2 separate regions of the Homo sapiens genome follow, and region 2 is linked to region 1. The links are chromatin contacts, found by Hi-C or POLR2A ChIA-PET in ENCODE. All regions are on one chromosome and are shown on one strand. The core of a region is the stretch at or near the end of the contact, and the rest is flanking DNA. Distances in the headings are between cores, read along the strand shown. Region 1 has its middle 68 kb from the start of LINC01673. Region 2 overlaps LINC01673 (long intergenic non-protein coding RNA 1673).

The links. Hi-C counts contacts between places; a loop is a spot of excess contacts on that map. ChIA-PET counts read pairs that join two places held with the same protein, here RNA polymerase II (POLR2A). Pooled maps may share reads with other maps.
Region 2: a loop to region 1 is called in a map of mammary epithelial cell, with 9 times the contacts of the local background. The contact joins two enhancer-like sites. A Hi-C loop is called at or near these places in 9 of 168 maps with a recorded cell type or tissue (MCF 10A, PC-3, chondrocyte and 4 more) and 4 of 50 pooled maps. POLR2A ChIA-PET finds 5 or more read pairs at or near these places in 2 of 52 experiments (AG04449 and common myeloid progenitor, CD34-positive).

The regions. Positions count from the first base shown.
Region 1 is chr21:27,567,860-27,573,020 of GRCh38, reverse strand. No RefSeq gene overlaps it. Among named protein-coding and RNA genes, the nearest start is that of LINC01673, 68 kb to the left of the region's middle. Within about 2 kb of position 2,685, at least 12 of the 41 ENCODE cell types and tissues checked have a DNase peak (open chromatin) inside an H3K27ac peak, as active enhancers do; they include PC-3 and mammary epithelial cell, where a contact is called at or near this core.
Region 2 is chr21:27,643,092-27,648,252 of GRCh38, reverse strand. The region is part of intron 1 of LINC01673 (long intergenic non-protein coding RNA 1673); the gene reads right to left. Among named protein-coding and RNA genes, the nearest start is that of LINC01673, 7.1 kb to the right of the region's middle. Within about 2 kb of position 2,797, at least 2 of the 41 ENCODE cell types and tissues checked have a DNase peak (open chromatin) inside an H3K27ac peak, as active enhancers do; they include PC-3 and mammary epithelial cell, where a contact is called at or near this core.

The sequences.
Region 1 (5,161 bases), core at 1,436-3,935:
CATGAGACATAAAATTTAAAATGCTTAGCCTTATGTTAATGATTCAACAGAGTACTCATTGAGGCAAAACCACTTTGGAAGTCATTCCTGAAGAATTATCTCATCTTTGAAATAATGACCCATGACTGGAGAAGTCCCATGACTCTAGGAGTGAGCGTTAGAAAGATAATGTGTTAGAATTACTTGGAGACTAAGAAAGAGGAAAAGAGAAATATTGTCACACTACTAAGGAGCGGCTTGGTTAGTACTCCTGTGTCTATTGTCCCTTGTTTATTTATTTCAATTGTTAGAAAACTATGCATTTATACTCAATCCCTGGAAAGTACCCAAACACACATGCTTTTTAAATTTATATTTTTAATGAGCTGTATGAAAAAAACTGGTACATTTTCCCAGAGGTGGGCATAGCCTAACTGCTGAAAAATACCATGAGATTCAAACCAATGTTCTCTGATCAGAAAAGTTTACCAAAGCAAAGTAACCCCATTCTGCAAAAGTTGAAATTTGCCATTAAAGTCAAGTAAGAACTGTAATGTCCATGCATTTGATCAATAAACTCCTGCTAAATATATCATCATTTCAGTTAGTTTGAAATGAACTCAAATGGTCCTTTTAATTGAGTGAAGGTAACTATTTACAAACAAGTGTGCTTCCATATAAAAGTGACACAACTAATTCTGAAAATTACCTAATTTGAAAATTCTCCGTTATCAAGAAACTGTCATTAAGGCAATAACATAGAGCTCATAATAAACATTATAATGAATATGAGTAGACTTTTGTTGTGAAAAACCTACTTAAAGGCAGTTTGTTACAAAAAGCCTATATCAAAAATTTTTAGGAAAAATTTTAATTAAAGATAAGTGGATTTATATCTATTTCCCTTCTTAACTTCTTGATAACTCTAGGTTCCATGGTAAAATCAATGGAAAAATGTATAACCTTGAGGAGTTACATGACAAGGGCCATTAGATGTTAAAATAATTTTCTCAGACTGGGGTAGGTAGCTCATGGCTAGACTTACATGTTTTGCCAACTAGATAGAAGCCACAACAGCTGTGAATGAAACATTATTCAAACATTTGAGGTTCTGTCACTCATTCTTCAACAATGTCAAGCTTTCCACTTGTGTAAGCTTGTTTTGGTTTGTTGATGTTTATATCCAGGAGACAATTTGACTCCCTGATGAAATATTCTAGATATGCAAAGACTTTTTCATGTAGAGTTAAGGAAGTTAATATACCCAAGTAAAAGAAACTGATGTCATTCAATAGTACCAGAAAGCCCATCATTTAATTGATAAGGGCTCATTGTATTTGTAATGCAACATCCAAAAACACGACTTAGCATCAAGATTTTTGCCATTCGTGCCTATTCCGTGTGTATGTTCTCACTCCTCACTTCATTCTCTTAGACCGCTGACATTTTCTGCTGCTGATTTTGGGGTCTCTCTAATACTTTGGTCTGCCTTAACAATGTATTAGGTTGGTGTGAAAGTAATTAACGATTGTTGCCATTAAAAGTAATGGTAAAAAATACAATTACTTTTGCACCAACCTAATACAACAAACTGATTTAAAAACAAACAGAAATGTATTTTCTCACAGTTCTAGGGGTTAGAAGTCCAAAATCAAAATATAGCCAGGGCCACACTCTTTCCAAAGGAAGGAGAGAATACTTCCTTTCTTCTTGTACCTCTGGGGGCCCCTAACCTTCCTTGGCTCGTGGGAGCATAACTTCAATTTCTGTCTTTATCTTCAGGTGACCTTCACCTCTATGTCTCTGTGTTTTTTCCTCTTCTTATAAAGGCATCAGTCTTTGTAGTTAGAACCCATACTAAGTTCAGAATTATGATTTCATCTGAAGATCTTAATTACTTGCATCTGAAAAGATCATTTTCCCAAATAGAATCACATTCTGAGGTTCTTGTGGACTTCAATTCTTGGGAGTCACTAATTCATGACACATTATTAGTAATTTTCTTCTCAGATATTTAGAATTAATTTAACAGAATCCTAAGGCTTGTGTAGCTCTACACTTTTGTGGAAAGCCAACATCCATCTTTGGCAAGAAACTATAAGAGGGTACCATTTCCAATTTTCTACTTACCAGAAAAAATAAAACAAGTACTAATATTTACTCCATCCCACACCACTGTAGTGATATTAAGCTATGTCTCTGGCCAGTGTTTTGGATTCCACATCCCAAGAATTCTTGTTATATGATGGAATGTGCCAGTTGGCAGGCCTGCAGAATTACAGCTTCTGGTGCAACAGCTGTGTCTTGATGTGTGTCCTCAGTTGAAAGAGAGGCCCCAGAGCAGAAATTCTTCGCTACTTCCAAGATAGACTAAAAGAAGGAATCAACACAGTTGGACATGAATGTCTGTTCCTGCTGACATCACTGAAATAAACATGTTATTTGGCAGGGCAACAGTGTATGTGAGCTGGGGTAGAAGGGGTAATGAGTCAAAGAGCCCCTAACCAACAGAGCCTAAAGGAAAGCTTGTGTGCTAATACTTTAGGAATGGGTGCAGTACCAGGTCATTAAGGTTGAGGGGAAGAAAATCACATACAAGTTGGCATGCTACTGAGCTGGCCCCAGGAAGCTCGACTGACTAATGAGTGATGCAGGGTGCCTGTGCAGAGGCCAATGAAAACACCTTCTCCACAGTGATCCTGTGGGGGAGAGAGTGAGTAAATGTGAAGACATAATTTGTTGGCTCCTCAATTTCTCCTGACTCTCAGTGGCCGAATATACCCTAATGGTCTGAAATCCTCAACATTTCTGGACTGTGTTACCTAGTCCCACCTTGAAAGTAAGTGGGGAGGCCAGATTCTTCCTGGGTTTAGGTAGCTTTGCACTGGGCATTGCAGTTATTACAGCTTTCATGACAGCAGGTAAGGAGAATATGCTGCTGTCTGGCCCATGCCAGGAGGGAGGCTGAACTAGCAAGCAGCGTCATGAGGTGAGGCATGGAAAGTGACAGAGAGCTGGGATACTACATTGAGCAAGTGGCAGAGGCCTGGAAGGAACGAGTAGGTTTGAGAAAATACCCTCAGGAAATACCAGAGTTCACTGGTAATAAATAATGGACAAATTTTAGTCAACTTCTCAATCCTTATAAGAATAAGCAGGGCATATCACAAGAACTATTTGAGCCAGAATTACTCTAGTAGGTCTAGTTACCAGCACAGCTCAAATAATTACTTTGAATTAATATTTACACTGTTTTCCAAATCTTGATACCAGGGTACATTACCTAACAAGAAACCAATTCCTTAGGAGAGACCCATCTAATCAGACAGTGGCTTTCTTCATCAGCTTGGGTTGTTATAACACATTACCCTAGACGAGGTGACTTCGACAGCAAACATTTCTCATAGCTCTGGATGATGGCAGTTTGAGATCAGGGTTCCAGTCTCATCTGAGATCAGTTTTGGTGAGGGTACTCCTCCACTCCATAGGTGGCTATCTTCCCACTGTCTTCTCATGTGGGACAGAGAGAGAATGAGAGAGAGTGAGAGAGAGAGAGAAACAGAGAGAGAGAGAGAAACAGAGAGAGAGAGAGAAACAGAGAGAGAGAAACAGAGAGAGAGAGAGAAACAGAGAGAGAGAGGCAGAGAAGAAGAAGCAAGCTGTTTTCTGTCCTTTTTAAAAAAATAAGGGCACTTATCTCATCATAAGGAATCTCCTCTCATGATCAAATTCCTCCCAAAGGCCCATCTCAAATTACTATTACATTGTACATTAGGATTTCGACATATGAATTTTGGGGAGACACATTCAGTCCATAGTAGTGGCCTCCAGCATCCATCCCTGTGTTTCCTTTGCTCTTCAATATCCTCTGGAAACACACCTCCATACTACACAGACTTTACCTATTGTTTTCTTCTCTCTCCTCATCTTATCCTCCTTTCTGATTCTCGACTGTGGTGGACACAAATTCTCACCCTCCAGGCTCAACAATTCTCAATGACCGTCTGGGTTCTACAACTTGTCTTTGGGAATACAGTTTCAAAGGGCCAGTTTGTGACAGGCTAAATACTTTGAAAAGCTTCCCCAGGAAAATAGTTTCATTGGTTACTTTAACAGGCAGAGAGTGTAAGCCAAATTATTTTGTGTTTTTGTTTGATCTGTGTATTGCCAATGCTGACATATTCCAGCTTAATTGATACTTTCTTTTGAGTGGCAATCTGGTGTTAAATTTATTGCATGAAATGGATGCCAGTAAGTTTTTAAGTGCATAAAACATCTGACCCAATTGTAATAGGAGACATTAAATTAAGTAAATATTATCATTATCCTCTGAAGCCACAGGTGAAAATGGTCAAGTTGATAGCAAGTGAGAGGCAGATATGGGATGGAGAGTAAGGTCTGATAATATTTAAGTATCTGTTTCCTGATGTCTCTGAGTTCAGCTTCCATTTTGTCATTTTCATAATTTTGTTATGTGCAATGTGAGCTCAGCTGCCTCAAGTTAGAAATACTATTGGAAAATACACCTGGTATGTAGGCTTGCCATGTACCTTTCTTTTTTTTCTTTTTTGACAGAGTCTTTCTCTGCTGCCCAGGCTGGAGGTCAGCCGCACCATCTCACTGCAACCTCCGCCTCCCGGGTTCAAGCTATGCTCCTGACTCAGCCTCCTGAGTAGCTGGGATTACAGGCGCCTGCCACCATGCCCAGCTAATTTTTTGTATTTTTAGTAGAGACGAGGTTTCGTCATGTTGGCCAGGCTGGTCTCGAACTCTGGAGCTCAGGCAATCTGCCTGCCTCAGCCTCCCAAAGTGCTAGGATTACAGGTGTGAGCCACCACACCTGGCCCCATGTTCCTTTCTTAGGCAACATTAAATAACAGAGGATGTCAGAGAGATCTTGCCATCCTTAATCCTCAGTTGCACCTATGAAGCCAAGTTGGGTCTAATTCAATTGAACTGGCATGAGAAGCAACTGTTATCTACCAGAGTATTTGTTCAAAATTAAAAGCTATATATGTGGTACTTACCAAGAATGCCAGTGTGGCAGAACTGGAACTTGTTCTATCAAAATGACTAGCTATGTCCACAGTTAGGGAATCTCAAATCCAAGTTTATTTATTTTATATAAGGGAGACGTTACCTTCCTTGCTTCTCATATTCCAATAGTCTTCTTAAATTTCCT
Region 2 (5,161 bases), core at 1,548-4,047, 75 kb before region 1:
CATCATATGAGACCTGAATTATTTACTTATAGAATATAACTTGTTTTAAATTTCTCTTTAATAAATAATTTACTGTAATTTCATTTAAGCAATTCCTTTTCAGAAACATCTTAGTTGCCTAAACCAGAGTACATTCCAATGCCATTAATGTTTCCGGGGGGAAAACAAACTAATAAAAAACAAATCAGTTTCTGTTCTCTGGTATTATAAAGTTTACATAGATAGATAGATAGATAGATAGATAGATAGATAGATAGATAGATAGATAACATATAAGTAGATATATTCAAGTTATTTATGTACTGATTTTTTAAACTTGATTACTACTAGGTCCTATGAACCATATAATATGTCTCTTTTTAAAATTGGTAAATTATTATATTCCCCTTAATTATCTCTACTCTTGAATGACTGTTAGAAGTTTCTGATTTCCCTGCACTTCTGAGGAAATGCAGTGGAAATTCCTGTACACTGTCAGGGAATCCCCTCTCTTACCTCCTTTTGCCAGGGCAATACCCGGAAGAAAATTCTACTTAATTTTTAGGAGCACACTGTTTTCTCCAGGAATTTCTGTCCATTCTTTGGAGACCGTGTTATTAGAATCATCAAGGGAGCAGGTGAGTACACCAGTGAAATATACACCAAGCCAAATCAGATAGTTGTACTCAAGTCAGATGTTGTAAGTACAGCAATGGAGTAATGTAAAATGTTGGAAATGGGCCAGAGTTTAAACATACTGGTATTATCAAATGGAGTCTGATATTGTAACTTTAAATATTAGAATAAAAATTTATTGACTTCAAGATAGTAGAACTGGAACAGATGGGATTTGTTTAATTCAAACACCGGACTTGAGTCAATAGAGGATTCTCACAGACTCCAGGCCATGAAGTTTTGTCTTCCTTGTATTTTAATTTCTGTATAGTTCAAGTACTTATACAATCTGACTAGAAAAAAATCTTGATTGACTTAATCCACATAATCACCCTATTTCTATTGTTATTATTTCTGGAACTAAAGAACAATAAAAAGCATTTCTTTATTTCCTGCTCAGAATTGCAATATTTTGCCATTGTGTCATTGATTTCCAGATTAGAATGTTTTCTACCAAAGGCTTTGTGTCGTAGCATATACCTACTAATATTTTTATCCTTCCATGATCACTGCATAGTATTATTTTCTTTACCTTGGGATACATTGTGATTATTATAATATTTAAGATCAAAGGAATTGGCTCTTAGTTTGTGAAGTAAAGTATCTGAGATTGGTAGTTTTATTTTTTTCCTATTTTTGTGAAACAACCTGGCATCTGCAATTGCCAATATCCTGTGGCAATTAGTCATTGCCCCTTTTATTTCCCAGAAGACACAATTCAAGCTTCAGCAAGTTTTCCCTTCCACACATGTCTTATATTGTTAAGCTATTGGCAATATTTTTAAAACTGTTTGATCATCTAGCTTTTGTCTTCATCTTTTTGTTTCTGGGAAATTGAATACAGTTTTAAAATATCTTCCTTTGCCACTTTGAAATAATGACATCTTATTGATAATGTGCCAATGCTGATGATGAGTAGATATCTGTAAGTATGAAATACTTAAAATTACATTTCAAAATTGGTCATATTAAAATATAATCATTGGAATTTGCATATGGCAGAAATAACTGAATAACTTTACATTAAATGCAATTATTCTGATAGGTCTTTTCTTTTACATTGTCCTTGATTCTCTCACCATTGTACGCTGGGTGTGAGGAGAGGAAGATACTTCATTTTTTTTGTGCATCAAGAGCAATTATACCTGGGAAGTATTATGGACACCTGGACTTGATTGAGATTGAGATTTTGAACCTTGAGTCTGAACCTGATGATACTGGAATGAAATGAGACTTTAGGAGGGAGGGTTTCGGAAAGAAGTGAATTTGCATGTGGAGGAAATGCAAATCATTTGTGAACAGAAGGCCGACTCTAGTGATTTTAAAACATGGCCACAAATTCTTTGATAATCTTCCAGCAAGACATAGGGATGTATCCTTCTCCTTTGAATTGACTGTCATAACCAATAAAATATAGCAGAAGATACTATTTGACTTCCTAAGCTATGTCATAAAATGCCATGAAACTTCTGCTGTATTCATTGAAACATTTCATTCAGAAGCCTGTCTTAGTCCATTCAGGCTTCTATAACAAAATAACATAAACTGGGCAGCTTATAAACAACAGAAATGTATTCCTCATGTTTATAGAGGCTGGAAAGTCCAAAATCAAGATGCCAACAGATTTTGTCTGTTGAGGGCCTGTTTCTTTTTTCATAGATGGTGCCCTGTTGCTATATCCTTACATGGGGGAAGGGGAAAAGAGGCACAAATCCCATTTATGAGGGCTCCTCTTTCATGACCTCATCAGTTTCCCAAAGGCCCACATCCTAACCATCACCTTGAAGGTGAGAATTTCAGCATATGAATTATGAGGGGGTACAAACATTCTGATCACAGTAGAGCCTTAAGCTTCCATATAGAAAGACCAACTATTGTAATGTGACATGCTTCAGTGAGGTTCACATCACATGGAATTGTGACAGGAGCCAGGGTAGATCCTCAGTTGACAGCCCCACCTGAGCCTGGTCTTTGAATCCTCCCAATCTGGTTTTGTCAGACATGTATATGAAAAAGTATCCAGATGATTCTAGGTTGCAGTTACTCCTAGCAATTGAAATCTTGCCTGTTAAGTCACCAGATACCATGAATCAGAAACAAGCCATTCCTGCTGGCACACTGAATTCTTGACCTACAGAATCTGGGTACACAATAAAGTAGTCATTCTTTACAGCACTAAGTTTGCTTTTATTTGTCATGCAATAGTTGGCAACTGGGACATGTACTCAGCATAAATCAACATAATGAATTTCAGCACCTATTTACCTATTTCAGCTTTAAAACTATGATTTGAAATTTCAGGCATAAAATTAATTGAAGAATTAAAAAAAAATCCTGCACATAAATTTACAACATAGTGTATATTTCTACATAAACACAGACATTAAATATTTACTTAATTATAAAAGGATAGCTGTGTGTTTTGTTTCAATAACAAGTACTTAATGTTAATCAATGGTTTTATTTGAGTTTCTCAGGGCTTATTTACTTTGAACACCTAATATGGTTTGGCTCTGTGTCCCCATCCAAATCTCACATTGAATGGTAATAATCTCCACATGTCAAGGGTGGGGCCAGGTGGAGATAATTGAATCATGGGGGAGTCTCCCCCATACTGTTCTCCTGATAGTGAATAAGTCTCACAAGATCTGATGGTTTTATACATGGGAGTTCACCTGCGCAAGCTCTCTTGCCTGCGGCTGTGTAAGACATGACTTTGCTCTTCATTCGCTTTCCACCATGATTGTGAGGTCTCCCCAGCCATGTGGAACTATGAGTCAATTAAACCTCTTTCCTTTATAAATTACCCAGTCTTGGGTATGTTTTTAATAGCAGGGTGAGAACAGACTAAAACAGGATGCAAACAATAGAAGTAATTTGTAAGGTACTTAGTATTCAATTGCTTATTTATAAAGAGAGAACATGAGCTGAATGAACATGTTGTCCTCTACTCTCCCTGTTTTTTTTTTCTGACTTCCAACCCATATCTCTAACATAAAGGATAATTACCTAGCATGCTCAATGTAAGTATTCTGAAGTCTTCAATCCCAGAATCTGAACTAAAAACTAAATAATACAAATTTTTTTGTAAAAGGTAAGTGTCAAAGAACCTCATGATTCAAATATACACGCACACACACACACACTAGCTTTCAAATAATTTTTACATAGTTACACGCATATTTGCTTTACCTCTAACTTTAGACTTGAAGATTGTCAAATTTGGAAGAGTTTTCCAAATTATTGAAGACAATCCCATATGAAATTAAATATCAATAAACTTTGAATGATATTAACTAGTGATATAAAGTAATGTTATCTGAATATTTAAATAAACATAATAATTTAAATTTACTCAGACATAACTTTTCCTTATTAGTATGACATGGATGTTTTCATTGAGGAAATCTCAAAGCCATATCACTCTTAGGGGACAAATACATGAAGCAGACAGATTAATTTTTACCTTTCTTTTGCTTTTGGTAAACAATCCGTGGCATCTCTTTCAACATGACCTTCAGATTTGACTTTTTGATTATGTGGTTGTATTAGTTCATTCTCACACCAGAGACTAGGTAATTTATAAAGGAGGGAAGTTTAATTGACTCACAGCTCCACATAGCTGGGGAGGCTGCAGGAAACTCGCAATTATGGCAGAAGGCAAAGGGAAGCAAGGACCTCCTTCATATGGCAGCAGGAGATAGAATTGTAAGAGGGGAATGCAAGAAACTGATAAAACCATCAGATCTCCTGAGACCTCACACACTATCATGAGAGCAGCATGGGGGAAACTGCCCCGGTGATTTAATCAACACCCTCCCTCCACACATGGGGATTACATGTCCCTCCCTCAACGCATGGTGATTACAATTCAAGATGAGATTTGGGTAGGGACACAGAGCCAAACCATCACTGGTCAATATGCATCTTCCAATATAAGAATTGCTATAGGGCTCATGAAAAACATATAACTGTTTTTAGTTAGTGGAGTATGAGTATATTCAAATCCTCCATTTGGAAATTTGCAAATTTCCTGCACATGGAAAAAATGTTATTTATGCAAAGAGTAGGAAAGAATTGATATTGCACAATGTTGCTGAGCTTTCTTCAGAATCTGAGTGTTGGCATAAGTAAAAAGTCAAATTATTTTGTAATAATCAGTTGTAATAACTCTATTTTAAATATTATAAATTAATTTCCCTTTACCAAAGCCAAATCCATCTTCACAAATATCTGTCTATATCACACAATCAACAAATCTCATTGCCCGAAGTACATTTCACTTACATGTTTGTTGAAACATTGTGTTTCAAAAACCACTAATGTTTTTCTTCACTTTTTACCATTGAAGATAGTCCTACATTTTTCACTGAAAAAAAAAATACTAAGGAATGTGCTCAACTTCACTCCAAATAAATTGGATAAACACATACATACCTGCCTACCTCCATAAATATATAACGTATTTTCTCCAAAATATACTTTATGTTAGGGCAACATAGGTATA